Linked DNA regions of Homo sapiens: region 2 is linked to region 1. The links are chromatin contacts, found by Hi-C or POLR2A ChIA-PET in ENCODE. All regions are on one chromosome and are shown on one strand. Each heading gives the region's core, a stretch centred on a gene start or an enhancer-like site at or near the end of the contact. The rest is flanking DNA. Distances are from core to core; before and after follow the strand shown. Region 1 holds the start of AKAP8L (A-kinase anchoring protein 8 like). Region 2 overlaps BRD4 (bromodomain containing 4).

Evidence for each region. Hi-C counts contacts between places; a loop is a spot of excess contacts on that map. ChIA-PET counts read pairs that join two places held with the same protein, here RNA polymerase II (POLR2A). Pooled maps may share reads with other maps.
Region 2: a loop to region 1 is called in a map of heart right ventricle, with 3 times the contacts of the local background. The contact joins the enhancer-like site here to the promoter of AKAP8L in region 1. A Hi-C loop is called at or near these places in 22 of 168 maps with a recorded cell type or tissue (A673, CD4-positive, alpha-beta T cell, CD4-positive, alpha-beta memory T cell and 15 more), 17 of 37 single-sample maps with no recorded cell type and 31 of 50 pooled maps. POLR2A ChIA-PET finds 5 or more read pairs at or near these places in 8 of 52 experiments (AG04449, AG04450, BJ and 5 more).

The regions. Positions count from the first base shown.
Region 1 is chr19:15,416,003-15,423,621 of GRCh38, reverse strand. It overlaps AKAP8L (A-kinase anchoring protein 8 like), which reads left to right and starts at 4,634. Exons shown (of 14, transcript NM_014371.4): 1 at 4,634-4,711. The coding sequence starts at 4,699. WIZ (WIZ zinc finger) reads left to right here. Exons shown (of 13, transcript NM_001371589.1): 13 at 387-3,644. The coding sequence ends at 546.
Region 2 is chr19:15,247,185-15,254,803 of GRCh38, reverse strand. It overlaps BRD4 (bromodomain containing 4), which reads left to right. Exons shown (of 20, transcript NM_001379291.1): 11 at 542-652. Among named protein-coding and RNA genes, the nearest start is that of EPHX3, 19 kb to the right of the region's middle. RefSeq lists an enhancer at 3,389-4,260. Within about 2 kb of position 3,488, at least 29 of the 41 ENCODE cell types and tissues checked have a DNase peak (open chromatin) inside an H3K27ac peak, as active enhancers do; they include A673, dorsolateral prefrontal cortex, endothelial cell of umbilical vein and 5 more, where a contact is called at or near this core.

The DNA.
Region 1 (7,619 bases), core at 3,385-5,884:
TGAGGCCTTTTTAGGTGCCAGGAAGACAGGAGGAGGTGGGGGGCTTGGTGCGTTGGGTAGGATTTGCTTCTCTGTGCCCTCTACTGTCTCAGATTCTATGTATCTGCCAGATGGCAGGGGTACCTGGAAGCCAGTAGCCCTTACCTGGCACCAGTGACTTCTGAGCACAGAGGCAGGGGTCTCTGTGAGACCCTGCCATGACCCCATGGTGAGTGGAGGTGGCTGTCCATGGGAAACGCCTGACTTCTGGGTCCCTCTTCCCCCGCCTCCTGGGCTGGCTCTGTCCACACTGAGTAGCAGCAGGTGTGCCCAGGGATGCTGGCAAGGCTATGCTTCCGCCTCTCCTCACAGCACTGGCCACTCCCTCTCTCTGTTCCCCCATGCAGGTTCTGTGAGGTGGAATTCCAGGGCCCCCTCTCCATCCAGGAAGAGTGGGTGCGGCACTTACAGCGGCACATCCTGGAGATGAACTTCTCCAAAGCGGACCCCCCACCTGAGGAGTCCCAGGCCCCGCAGGCACAGACAGCGGCGGCAGAGGCTCCCTAACACAAAAGCATTCCAGATCCCCTCTCGTGCCACCTCTGTCTCCTCTTCTTCCTCCTCTGTGTCCTTGTCCCTCTTCCTCTTTCTTTCCGTTTCCAAAGGAGCAAGCCAAAACCTCAAACCGGCGCCCCTTGGGGGCCGGGCACACTACAGCCAGGGCGCCGGGAGCCAGCTAGCTGCCCTTCCCCCAGCCCGAGGACTCTGGGGCCACAGGGTGTCTTCCTTCAGCCCATGCCCACCTGGTCCAGCAGGGGCAGCAGCCAGGTCTCTGATGGCAGCCGGTCTGGTCACAGGGGAGGACAGCACTCCCCCGTCTAGCAGCCAGGCAGGGCGATGTCTGCCATCCGTGGCCATTTGCAAAGACCCCAAAGACCCCTGTTCTGGTTCCCTCTCTCCCCCATGAATATCCTCTCACACACATGTACATGCGAACACACACAACACGCACCTCGTGAGACCCGGGACCTGCCCCGGACCCCCAGTTCCTGGGTTGAACGACCACATCATGCCACGGTGCTTGCTCAGGGGAAGCCACGCTCCCTCTGTGGGGCCTGCTGGGGCCTGGGAGCCCCCCACTGAGCCCACAATGCCACGGAAATCCTTGTTGGCTGCCCCCGAGAGGGGCCTTCCCAGCTGGGAAGAGCTCAGAGCTGACAGCTGCCTCCTGCCATGTCAAGGCCCCCCAAAGAGCCTCAGGGGCTCTGGGGCCCTGGAGGGTGGGGTTGGGGGGTGGGACTCTCCTCCCCCACTCCTGCTCCCTCTCCCTTTTCACTGTTGCTTTCTATGTATAGCTCCCTAGACCTTTCACTTTTTTAAAAACGCGTTTTGTGTAGAGAATAAGGAACGTGGATCTTTTTATTTTGCAATCCTGGGCCAGCTAGAAGCCAGGAGCTGATTGACCTTTTAACTTTTTTCAGTGGCCACATTTTGGTTATCGATGTACCTAGAAGTATGTAAATTAGATTAAATTTCTCTTCTGGAAACACCCTGGGGCAGGCGGCCAGCGTGTGTTTTTCTGTCAAGTGGACAGGCTGGCATTGGCTGGCAGCCGGGGCTGGGATCGGGGCCTCCTCTGTCCAGAGCGCCATGGAGGCCCTGGGTTTTCCAGTTGGCCGCCAAGCCGACCAGACGCAGCTGGGGATGAGCCCAAGTTCCCAGCTGTTGGCTCTTTAGGCCATGGCTGGGAGGGGGTCTCTGGCTGGCTGGCAAAGCGGCTCCAGTGAGCAGATGAACCAGGGTTCTGGGCAGCCTGTCTGGGAAGGGAGCCAGGATCAAGAAGCAGTTGAGGCTAGAGGAGCTTATCAAAGGCAGGAGCTACCAGCGAGGGTGTCAGGGACCCGTTGGGAGCATTTGGGTGGGGGCCAGTGGGGTTGTAGAGAGCTGGAACTCACCTGCTTTTAATACATGTGACTTCTAGTGAGACACATGCACCCCTGACCCAAGGAACATGCGGGGAAAAGAGGAGCCACTGGCTCCTTTGCGATGTTATTTATTTTCTCGCTCTGCAAATGTTTATTGAACATTTCTGAGATTTTAAGAGATTTTGTTGGCTGCTCCTTCTTGTTTATTGCATGTGGTTTTTCAGCTCATCGTTTTTACTAAACGGTCAAGTGCTGGAGAGTGGGAACGACCTCATGGCGTGTGGACAGAAGGGGCCACCTCTACCCCCAGCCCTGCTTTCTGGGCCCTCCCACCATACCCCTTCCTGGGAAGGAGGGATTAACAGGCTGCAATAACGCCCACAAGGGTGGTCTTGGCCCACACGTCTGCTCCTGTGGGGTCAGGACGCACATCTCGCCTGGTGGCAGAAGGCCGCAACCACTTCTCTCCATCCTGTGCTGTGGGTGGGTGGATGTATCCAGGACTTAGGAAGCAGGGAGAGCATCTTGTGAGCTGACTCAAAGGTGTTTCTTCCTCTTTCAACTTTTCATAAGTCAGTTTTTATTTTTTTATTTTATTTTTTGAGACAGGGTCTCATTTTGTTGCCCAAGCTGGAGTGCAGTGTAGGGACCTCGGCTCGCTGCAGTCTCTGCCTCCTGGGTTCAAGTGATTCTCCTGCCTCAGCCATCCAGGTAGCTGGGATCACAGGCATGCACCACCACCCCTGGCTTATATCTGTAATTTTTGTAGAGACGGGGGTTTCACCATGTTGCCCGGGCTGGTCTTGAACTCCTGAGCTCAAGTGATCAGCCTCCCAAAGTGCTGGGATTACAGGCGTGAGCCACTATGCCCGGCCCGTAAGTCAGTTTTTGAAATATAAAAGTGGTATAGGCTAGATGTGACAAAAAACAGTCAAATGATACAAGAGCTTATAAAGTCATATGGCAAGTTCCTCCCCACCAATCATGCAGTGAAGTGAGGGTCATGTGTGTCCTTGGAAGAGTCACCTCCAGTTCTTGCAGGGGGATGTTTTCCTAAAACTTTCTGAGCATTGCTCTTCTCTGCTCAAGCCACTTCAATACACCTCAGGCAGCAAAGTCTCAGCTTTTGAGCCGTGGTCTCTGAGGGTGTTGGATGTGAACGAAATCAAATCGGTACAATGATGACTGTGGCAAGTGCGATGAAGGAACGAACCTGCAGGGCGCAGAAGACGTGTCCTGGGGCCCTGCCTTGGTTTGGAAGACAGGCAGGCATCCCTGAGGCTGATGGGGAGATGAACCCCGAAGCCAGAGTGCTTATCCGTCAGATCTCTGCTTCATGTTTGGAGTTTGCTCACTTAACACATCAGAAGTGGCTTTGTTCCGTATGGCAGCAAGTTCTGCAGAAGCCTCATTTGGGTGGGGGGAGTTTTATTAAAACAGTTTATCATGGAGAATTCCAACTATACAAAAGTAGAGCAAACAGTAAAATGGACTCTCATCTATCCATCACCAACCCATGACCAATGTCTTCAGCTGTCAGAGATTTATCTTATAGCTCCTTGCTTCCTCCTCCTCTCTCTACCTGTCTGAATTGTGTGAAGCACATCCTGGCCATAAGATCAGTTAACTTCTTAGTATTTCAGTATGTTTCTCTCAACGTTGTAAATGCCACTATTACACCTAAAGAAATCAACAATATCAAAAAGAAACAGCATACCTTAAAAAAAGTTTTAAAACACACGAAGCGTAGAAGTCGTAATTGCGCAGCTTAATGAGTTTTCACAAACACACGTGTTAAGTACTCTTCGGTGCAGCTCTGTCATCTCTAGAAATTATGAGTTGTCCCTGGCAGGGTTTCCATATGCCCAGGAAACAGACTGAGGACATGACTGGTGCCCGGCTGCACTATTGCAGGATCTCTCGAGCCCAGAGTGAATCAGGAGGGTTTTAGAAGCAAAGCTCCCATTTTAACACGTAACTGTCAAGGACCTTGAGCAAATCATGAGTTCCAAGCTTCAGTTTTAAGTGAGGATTAAAAGCTTTTTGCAGGTTTGAAGGAGCATTCGAATGACACACAATACAAACGGAATTATTACACATATAAGCATATGCCATATAAATATATTATCGTTTTGTTACGATTAATCACATTTATTCAGTGCACTGGCACCAGAATGATTTCTTTACACACACTTTGTCACGTAATGTTGAAACGTGTGTCCAGCATCTTGTTTGGTGCTGTTTTAATTTTCTCTTCTCAACATGGCTTTGCTATGCTTGTTTTGGAGCCGAAGGCCAGAGAATTTGAGAGACTTAGCTAGGTCCCCTACCCAGCACCTCGGTGGCGGAGTTGGCATCCCAGCCCTGCCCTGAGCCGTAGACCCGACTCCCTCTGGCGGGTCTCCAGGGTACGGGCGCTCCTCCAGCCCGACCATGCTTGGGCCTTGGGCCTTTCCGTAGTGCACAGCTCCGCCCCCTCAAATTCTATAGGACTCCGCCTCTCTGCCGGCTTCTGTAGGCCAATCACTGAGGCCTTAGAATAACAGAAGGCGGGGACAAGGCGGGGCTCTCACGAGATTGCCAGCAGCTTCCAGCCACTGATATGAGGAGGCATAGAGATAGACAGCGGTTCCTTCCAATAGACGTGAAGCCGAGGCCGGTATGAGCCAATGCGGTCGGGAGGCGGGGCTCGGGTGTGTGTGGAGGGGACCCTGTGGTTAGCAGCAGCTATCGCAGCGTCGGATGTTCAGAGCAGCAGAAGCCGGCGTCGTCGGATGTTGTGTTGCCCGCCACCATGAGCTACACAGGTGGGCCTGGCAGGGTGGGGTCGGGCTCTGCGTGGGGGATGGGACAGGGACGTGCGGATGCCGCACCAGGCTTGCCCGCACCTCCCCTGGGGCCCCGTCACTGCCTTCCCTGCGGTCACAAAATGGCGCCGCTGGCCCGTCGCCTCAGGGTCGCTGCCCTCACGCCTCGTTGCCTCAGCTCTCTGTGTCTGCAGCCGGCGTCCCGGCTCCCGGCCGCCTGATGTCTTGGCTTCTGTCGCCTGTGTCCGTGGGTCCGGGCCTCAGCGCACGAGGTCTCCGCCCCCACCACCTCCGTCCCTGGCCTGCGCTCCTGGACCTCGACGCCTTAGGTTTCCCTTTCTCAGGCCTTGGTCCTTGCGAGCAGGCAGCAGGCTCGGCTGCCGTCGCCATTGTCGCGTCCTCCCCCGCGCAGTTTCTCTGCAAAAACGCCGCAGCTCTACACCCCCATCCCGATCCCACCCACCACCCCCTTTTGTCTATTTCAGAACTGGGAAAGGCGCCAGGCCCTAGGGGGATAAGTAAATATTGGAAGGGTTTGGGCTGAGCGGGGAGCCTTGGGCCCCTAGGGGCTGAACTGCAAGGAATGACAAGGTTCCATGTTAATTCCCTCTGCGTCTGTCAAATGAACCGTGTCCGGTACAGACTGGGTATTGGGAATACAGACAAGAATTCCTCAAGCAGCTTAGAGGCGAGGATCTTAATAGGCAAATAAGCGAGTGTAGGATATATTTTAGGGTGGTCAGTACCGTGCGGGGGTCGCTCCACTACGTGGAGTGGTTGGAGCCTTCTGTAAAGAGGTGACATTTGAGCAGAGACCTAAATGGAGGGAGCGAATAAAGATATCTGGCCCAGGGAGCTTTTGCTGTAAAAGGCTTACGGGCAGGAACTGCCTGGCTTGTTAGAAGATCAGCCAGGGAGGCCAGTGGGAGGCCAATGGGATTTGAAAGGGAGAGTGGGTGACAGATCCGAGAGCCCCTCTCCGCCCCCCGCAATATGCTTGGGCGACTGTAAATCATCACTGGGTGAATTGCCAAGGCCTCCTGGGTTTGCCTTGGCAGTGACTGATGAGGCTTCTCGGCCAGGAGACTTACACTAGGCCTCCCTGTTTGGTGAGGGTATTATAGGCTTGAGCGTGTGTGGTTGCCAGGTAACCTGCATTCTACTTGGAATTTTGAGAACTGAGAATGCAACGTGAGTCTGTGGGGCTCCTTTGTAGACCACTTTATGTTGGCATAGGCAAGAAGGTAGTGCCAGTCCCCTCTACCCTGGCTGCCAGGTCAGGAGCTTTCCAAGAACCCCAGTTTTTCTAGCAACCATCCCCCAGCCCAGTGGGTTCTCATCCAGGGGTGATTCTGCCCCAGATGACATCTGGCAATGTCTGGAGACATTTTTGGTTGTCACATATGGGAGTGGGAGTGCTGCTGGTATCTAGTGGATGGAGGTTTGGGATGCTGCCCTGCTACGGTATACACAATGACACCTACCGCAAAGAAGTATCTGGCGTCAAACATCAGTAGTGCCCAAGTTGGGCAGCTCTGCCAGAGCCTTTCTGTAGCTTTCCTAGTTCAGGAGGAAAGACTATGGGGTTGTTACTGACATCCCTGGGATTGGAATATAATTCTCACCAAGTCTTACCAAGAACTGGAAGACAGTTTCATGGTTTTTAAAAACAGGACTCTTGAAGAAACCAGAAGATGAATGGTTGGGTGCTGTGGGGTAGCTGAGTAATGGAGCTCTTTTTTTTAATAGATGAGGAAACTGAGATACAAGGTCACTAATGACCAAACCTGAATTCCAGCTCTAGGTCTTGTAGGCTGTAGTTCTGGGTTTGGGTGGGCACTGAGATAGCCAAGCTAAAAAAGTAATGATTAGTTTTTCCTTTATCTTGATAAACTGAAAACCACAGTAATTTACAATGTGAGTCTTCCCCTTATTTAAGAAGTAGGGCACTAAAGTCAAAGGCATTTTAATTCACATTTCAGACAACTAATAGCTTTAAGGGTAAGTCCTAGAGGCCTCGAAGCAAATGTTAGCATTATTAAACATAAAAGGTGACTGATAAATCTTTTTATTAACTCGCCCTGCTTTTGAACCCTGTTACCTTATTTATACGTGGGAAAGGAAGCTGCATCTCTAGCACTGAGAGGGGAAGAGGAGAGCAGTGGTAAACAGCACAGAAATATCCAGAATCAGGCCCTCAAACAAAGGTCTGAAATGCTACTGTACTTGTCATAGAAACATTTATTGTCTCACACAGTTTCTTTATGTTTGGAATGGATAGGTGATTTCACTGGGTGGTTCTAGCTTGGAATATCATGAGGTTACATTTAGGATCTCTATGTGGACTAGAGTCATCTGAAAGCCTGACTGAGGCTGGAGGTCCCACCTCCAAGGTGACTTAAACTCCCATGCCTGGCAGGCTGATGCTGGCCAATAATTCTTGGCCCCATGGATCTCTCCCTAGGGCTGGCTGCTGGAGTATCCTCACAACATGGTGGCTGGTTTTCTCCAGACTGAATGATCCCAGAAAGAGCAAGGCGAAAATCCCAGAAGTCACACTCAGTCATTTTCATAAATCTTATTGGTTGCACTGGCTAGCTCTATTAGTTGGGAGGGATCTACATAACGTTAAGAGGCAGGAATGGAGACCATCTTTGAGGATGGTTGTCACCCTACTCTTGGCTCAGATAATAAAGATTGAAGGCAACCTAACCTAATTCCAGTTATCTTTTAATTTTTGGTACTCTGTGTTACTCCTTCAAATAAGACTCTTTTTTTTTTTTAGATCAGGCACGGTGGCTCACACTTGTAATCACAACACTTTGGGAGGCCGAGGCAGGAAGATTGCTTGAGGCCAGGAGTTTGAGATGAGCCTGGGCAACATAGCAAGACCCTTTCTCTATAAAAA
Region 2 (7,619 bases), core at 2,239-4,738, 170 kb after region 1:
TCGGTGTCAGGGCATTGCACACAGTCTTTGTCCCCAGCCCTGACTAGCTCCTGGGGTCCTTGGGCCCCTACCTGGGGCACACCACATGATGATTCCAGCGTGCGTCTGAACAGCTGTGCTGAGAGACCCCCGGGGGTCTCTCCCTGCCTTGCGTTACCTTTTGGCAGCATGTTCCTTTTGGATCTTCTTCTTCCCCTGCTAGAAGAGTAACTGGGAGAATCCAAGCCTTATGCCCAGCGGTACCTTGTGTTAGGAAATTATCCTTCTGCCTGGTCTCTTGAATCCTTGATAAACCCCCCAAAGGAGACTTTTTGAGAGATTGAAGGAACCTTGAAATTCCATTGTAAGCAGTCTACCCATGGGAACTGTGGGACCACGTGGGTTCTGGGAGTGGCAGCTGGCAGTTGGGAGCAGCCCCTGGGCCCACCGTGCACAGGCTCCTCACTGGTCCTTCCTCCAGATGGATGGGGTGTGCCCATGGCTTAGAGCGGCTTCCTGGGCCACAGCCCTGCCTGACCAGCTCCCATTGCTTGGATTGCAGCTGAGAAAGTTGATGTGATTGCCGGCTCCTCCAAGATGAAGGGCTTCTCGTCCTCAGAGTCGGAGAGCTCCAGTGAGTCCAGCTCCTCTGACAGCGAAGACTCCGAAACAGGTTAGGTGACTTGTGTTCTACGTGTCTTACCAAACTCTTCCCACCTGTGCCTGGCACTAGCTCGGTCCTGTGTCCAGGATGCTAGAGCCCAGAGACGGCACTCCCAGAACTTGCTGGGTTCCTCTGTCTGTCTGTCTCTTTGTTAACTGTCTCCCTGGGGCCATGAATAGCCCTGCACTCTGTGCAGTAGTGTCCATTCTCTCGGCCTGGCCGTTATGCTCTCCCTGCCAGGGTCTGGTCATGGAGGATGAATGGCCAAGGGCGTTGACACTGCGGAGCCCTGGATGGTGGGCGGGGAAGCTGGGCCATGAGGACTGTGGGCGTGGGGGTCCAGGCTGTGCTGTTGACCTTGATGTGACCACACCCAGCTTTCTGCACCAGTGGAGACTTCGTGTCCCCAGGGCCTTCCCCGTATCACAGTCACGTGCAGTGCGGCCGCTTCAGGGAGATGCTTCGCTGGTTTCTGGTGGATGTGGAGCAGACTGCAGCTGGCCAGCCGCATCGCCAGTCTGCTGCTGGCCCTGCCATCACCTGGGCCCCAGCCATTGCCTACCCCTCCCCAGAGTGTGCTCGTTGCTGTGTTGGCTGCTCCTGAATCTGCCCTAACTCCACACGCACCTGGACTTGCGTGTCCCTCCTGCAGTTCTAACTAACAGTCCCTTCTTTTCAAGCCCCGTGGGTCTGCACGTTGGACCCTGGGTTCCCCATTAGAGCCCACCTTCTGAGCAGCAGCCTCAGTGGGAGGTGGAGGCAGGTAGTGATGCTGGGTGCCAGGTGGGAGTGGAGAGGGGACTGCTCTCCTCCAAGTGTGCACTTTCCTCATTATTCTCAGGGGCGCAGATGCTCAGGCTGGCGCAGGGGAGAGGCTAGGGAGGGAGCCATGGTGCCCAGAAGGCCTGGCGACCAGCCCCTGCTGAGAGATGGAGCTAACATCCTGTGTTTACGGCCAACGGGGTTGCCGCTAGGCTGGTGCAGCTGTCAGTGAGCTGGCGTGCTGCAGACCACCTGAGAGCTGGCCCTAGGGTCTCAGGCAGACTGGGGAGTGGGGATCCACAGTGGGAAACCTGTGTTTTGGCAGTAGACTCCTGCATGTTCTCCCACGGGCCTGTCCCATCCCTGGGATTTTATTCTAACTAGAAATAAATGCTAACCCTCAATAATCAGTGCATGTAAATAACTTGATCGTGCCAAGGAAGATTGAGGACCCTTCACGGCAGCTGGGGAGAGCCATGTTGCTCTGAGGTGTGTGTGCACAGATGGGGTGGGGGTAGGTGGCACCTCGGGCCTTGTCAGTATTCCTCTTCCCTTGGACAGCCTGGTGCCCTCTGCTTCCCAGGTGAGTGAGGAGACTTGCCTTGAAGTGGGCTGAAGGACCCTCCAGGACTCCAGATGCCCACATTCTCTACCACAACTGCATGCAGAATGCCGTGGGCAGCTCACTGGCCTCCTGGCCTTCCCTGTCGCCATCCTTCACCCTTTCATCTCTAACCGTTACTCTCCCCACACTGCTTTTGTAATCCATCAGCCAGCAGGAGGCACTGCACCCCATGGCTGCCCAGGAAGGGCTGGCTTTGCCACCCGAAGCTAGGGCCCCCACTCGCAGCAGAGTGACTGGGGTGAATGGCTGTATTCTTGGATCCAATTAGCATTCCTGGTGGCCGCTGACTTTTCACTTTCCATGCCAGCCAAGCCTCCAGCTTGCCTTCCTCTGGGTTTTTGCACCTCCTGTTTTCTAGTTGACTTCTCCTACCAGGGGTTTTGTAGTCTTCTCATCTGAGGATCTGAGTGACCAAGTGGAAACCCCAGATGCTGAAATTGTCAGGGGACCTGATTAACTAAAATGACATGACGTGGTCGTGGCAGTGTGCTGCTTTAGCCCTCACAAGACAAGACACCTTAGAGGGCTGTGGCCATCACATCCTGATTTCCAGTGTGTGATCATGGCCTTTGCCCTTGGCCTCTGCGTCCCTCTTCTGGGCTCCTCTGCTTTGGGAGAGGAGTGGGAATGCTCCTGGTTTCCTGAACGAGTGCCCCACACCCCTCCTGCCGCTGCCGAGATTTTATTATTTTTTCACTCCCCCACTTTAAAAAAAAGTGGAAAGATTGTGCAACAAGTAATCTGAGAGTCCTGGGAACAGCTGTCCTGGCGGGAAGGAGGGCGAGATTTACAGTCTCAGAGCCGCTGGCTCCCAGGCTCCCAGGCTCTGGCGGTCCAGCCCTGGCCGCTCATGCAGCTATCTGGGCTCTGGCCTTCCCCTCTTCCCAGGCGCCCTCCCCACCTTGGGTTTTGCCTGGCTCCCTTTTGTCTTCCCAATCCTGGCCAGCAGGGGCTTTCCTTTGCCTTCTGTGTGCACTGAGTGAGCTCTGTCGTGGGCCGGCAGGGTGCTTCTCCTCTCAGGAGGGGCCGCTGCGAGGGTTTCGTACGGCAGATCCCGAAATGGGAACCCACACCCTGGCACCAGTAAATACAGCCTTCTGCTGCCCTGTCCCGCACAGGACTCTGCACTCTCAGGGCGGGGGGCAGAGGGGGCGTAGCTCCTTCAGCAGCTGCTCTCCTGGGTCCAGGAATCCCGGCAGCCCTGATGTCCATGGCCCGTTACAGGCAGCTCTGCCTTAACGGGAGTGGGTCAGGGTGGGGGAACATTATTTCCCTTTGGTCTTTTGGTGCCTAGTTGATTTGCAGGCCCGCGCCCCCGCCCCCCCCCCCCCCCCCGTTCTTGTGTTTCCATTTGGATTGGAGCCGAAATTCCTGAAAGGGCCTATTTTTGTCACTTATACTACGGGGTTAGTTCCGCTGACAACGGCCCTGAGACATGAATCACCAGAAGAAAACGAATGGAGTCACTAGATTGAGGCTGGGGGGTGTGATACATGAACACCCCTCTTGGTAGCTATCCATAGACCGGGATGCTGTGGACTGATGCAGGCGTGGGGTGGTCCTCTGGGGCCAGGCTCTAGTTCAGGGAGCAACGGAACACAGGCAGGAGGAGGATGGCGGGGGTGGGTGCTGCTTTCCCAGCTGTGTCCCAGGCCACCATGTATTCCCCACCCTCTGCCCCAGCAGCATGCAGTGCAGTGGGCCAGCCCTACCACTTCCTCTGATTCCAGCTATTGCTTGGGCTGTGGTCTTCCATTGAGCTGTGATTCCAGCTAAAGCCTGGAGCTGCTTGAGGATTCTGTATTGAGACAGGCAGGGGTAGGGCACAAATGCCACTCTCCCACCACCCCTAGGGCATCTGCAGACCTGGGTGGAGCAGGCTGGAGGAAGACACTGTCCCAGGTGGGCTGTGGACAGTACTGTGGCTTTGCTGTCATTAGCACTGGGGTTAGGTCTGCCAAGCACATGGGGCAGGGCATGTCCTAGGAATCTTCTAGCTTTCACTTGTCACATAGCTGACATCTGGTTCTTCCCAAGTGTCATGCACAGGTCTTTGTGAGCAGAAGTGTCCCCACAGCTTATGTCCCTCTTAGGAATACCCGTTTAACCTCAGCTACCTGGGCTGGGACAGGGTCTCAGGGAGGTGTGAGAGATCCTCCTGGGCTTTGGTCTGGTCGTCTAGTTGGAACGGGAGCGCAGTCCAGCTATTTTAGTTTCCTGGCTTCCTTTTCCCAGGATTGGAGCATGTGGGTGTTTCTTAATAGCTCCAGGGGAAAAAGGAATGCTTGATGTTTTGGAAAGATTTGAGCTGGGAAGTGCAGACAGAGGCCATGGGGCGTTCTTACCACACAACCAGCCTCAGCTTCCTGACCCCCAGGGTCTTTGAGGGACTTAGTCCATCTCCAGGCCTGCTGCTTGCCTGCTCCAGAGTGTGGCGCTTACCTAGGGGAATGGTGAGGACCCTGGAGGTGGGGGAGTAGGAAGAGACTTGAAGATAGGGCAGTAGCCTTTCTGTCTGCACAGCCAGGTGACTCCCCCCACAAACAGCCAGCATTTGCAGCTGGAGGGATTCTGGGGCTTCATGGGCGGGTGAGGGCGAGCCTTGTGGAATGTGGCCCAGAGTGAGAGGCCGCCAGTGGGCGGGTTTTTCCCATGCCCGCACTCAGGGGCCAGGGAGTAGCACGTCGGTTGCATCCGTGACTCCAGCAGAGGCATCCGCTCTGCTACGTGGGTGGGAACAAGCCCAGTGCCCCTCCCTGGTCCAGGGAGCCATGTTGGATACCCCAAAAAAGGAAAGAAAGGACAAGACTTTATTCCTTAGCCTGTTTCTTTTTCTTTTTTTTCTCCTCCTCAACAGTGTATATAATAGGTTCTGCTTTTTAGAGTTTGAGCTTTTTGTTTGGGGGATCTGGAGGAATGCAGAGATGAGGCTGTTTGCTCTTTCCCCTCCACTGGGGGTCCTGCATTCTGGTACCTCCTTTCTTGTAGACCCAGGAGGAAGGGCTGGCATCGCCTTCCTGAGACTAGACAGTGCACAGCCCCTGGGTGAGATGAGCTCAGAGTCAGCAGGGGCCTGGTGGGCTTGCCACACCTGGCTGGTGGGACAGGGCAGGGGCATCACTCAAATTCAAAAGAAGCCACTTGAGGGCAGTAAAGGAAATGCCGGCGTGCGCTCAGGCAGGGCACACGTGGAGCTTGCTAGTGGGAACCAGGGCCACTCTCTAGAAGCTGAGCAGGCTGGGGGCGGTTTCCAAGGCATCCATGCATTCTGCCTCTGTGACCTTTCTAAGCGGGCGGTGGGTCTGTCCCTACCCAGGGTTAGCCAGGCACGGGGCAGGGCTCCAGTCTCCAGTGCCGTTCTTGTGCCCATCAGCCACCAGGGCGCAGGAGGTTGGCTCAGTCTGCGGTTCTTCTGTTCTTGTGACTTAAATGGTACATTCCACACCATTTCTCTCACACTGGTTTCTCTCTCCCTCTACGTAGGTCCTGCCTAATCATTGGACACGGACTCTTAATAAAACGGTCTTCAGTTCCAGATTCCTTCCCAGCAAGCTATAGCTTAAGTCCATTTTCTTCCGTGAAAGGGACAGGACTCCATCAAGTTATGGAATTCCTCAGAGCCCTGGGCCTGTCCCCCGGGGTGGATTAGTCATGTCCAGCAGCACACGCCTAGTCCCGCCTTCGGGAAGGCTGCCTGCCTGGCCAGCCGCCCAGGCCTCTCTGTGTAAAGACTGCCTGGCTGTCCTGCCCAGCCTTCCTGGTTCTCTGGGGTCCTCTGGGTGGGTGGCATCTCCTGGAGGGTGATGACAATCCCCAACACATGCATTCATGTGGTGCTACTCTGTGTGCAAAGCCAGACCCCAAGTATGTTTTCTCTCTTTGTCCCATCCCTCTTTTTCTGGGACTTTGGACCCTAACTACTTCCCTCCTGAACCTTGCAGTGACATCAGTCCAGGAGAGCTCTCGTTCAGTGTGCGGAAGAACACTCTGACCTCTAGAGCTGTCCTAGATAAGGAGTGGGAGCTTTAGAGGCAAGGCCTCTAGACCCTGGAAGGCTCAGTGAGGCTCTTCCCACAGCATGCTTCTCACTGGTGCCCTGTAAGGCTCGAGCCACCGCTGACTCTGAGCCTTTTGGAGTCTTTCCTCCTTCGTCTCCATTGTTCCCGTGCATTTCCAAAAGCTTAAGTTGCCTGGTGGGCATTTCCCCAGTTTCTTTGGCCTCCGTCTTCTCAAGTCACATAGGGAAAGTACCTCCTGGAACCAGGCTGCAGTATGCAGGACCTGCCAGGCAGGCACTGGTGAAGGGCCTTGGGCCTATCATCCCCCCAACCCCACCTCACCCCACCCGCCTCCTCTAGTGGGGTGAGTCTGGGCTGGTGGACCAGAGAGGGTGTCACAGACCCTCAGGGACTGCCCCATGGACACCTCTGACTGGTGTTAACAGTGTGAACATTTTCCCCGTCTTCAGTCCCTTAGAATGACGACAGCCCCTGGGGTTGGGGCAGGCGAGTGTGGCCACATCATCCAAGCCCTCCCAGAGACACAAATAGGCTTTTTTGCTCTAAAAATAAATACCAGCCCTTTTTTGGTCACAAATCCAGCATCTCAGCAGAAAACTGCCTGACATGAAAAGTCCCCTGAGGAACTGCATCTGCGTTTCAGGGGCTTTTCATTTTTTCTCCTTTTTTAAAGTGTAGATTGTGGGTGCTTCCTAGAGGCCTGCCTTCTTCTGGAACTGGAAGTGGGCTATCACCATGGGCAAGCCCTTGGGTGCAGGCTCCCCACCTGCCTGGGAACTCTGGCAGCTCTCCTCAGCTCCTTGGGCTTGAGCAGCTGCAACTGCCCCAGATTTGCTGTGGAAGCAGGGGCTAGCCCTGGCCTCACCAGGGCCTCCCGGGGCCCTGCATTGATGCTCAGGAGTTCCTGGGCTGCTCTTGATCCTTTCTGGGCATCCAGCTTCCAGTTAAGCTCTGTTTGCCAAACAAACTATTCTCAGCTGCCCTTTGGCCTGCGCCTGATGTGTTCCTGTTGCAGTCCCGCCTGCCTGAGACAGGAGCAGGCAGGAGAGCCTTCATGCCCAGATTCCCACAGGACAATTGGGGAGCTGCTGGCATTGTCTTTCTGGGAAGATTCTGCTTTCTTGGACCAAATGGCAGCCTGATTACCAGTGTCGGGCCTGCATGCTGCCCCCGACACACGCACGCACGCGCACACACGTGTGCACATGGGCCATAGCCACAAGCCAGCTCTCCTCCAGGGTCCTTTCAACCTCGCTGTCCAGGGACCCTGTCCTTCTTGCCCGTGGGGCTTCCATCTGGCAGAGAACGTTCAGGGCTTGTTGAACTTGAAAGCTCATTAGACTTAAGCTGTCACCTGTGCTTGGTGCCCCAGGAACAGCCAGAGAGGACAGTGCCCACTCACTTCTTGTTGGCAGCCTCCTGTGCAGGAAGTGCCAGCCGGGCCTCGACGCACCAGCTGGCTGTGGGTCCTGAGGAGGGGCGGGAGGCGGCCGCTCAGTGCAGATGGGGACTCCTCTCCTCTGCCCTGACCTTACCCTCCATTACCTCCTTCACTGGAGTGGGGCTGGGG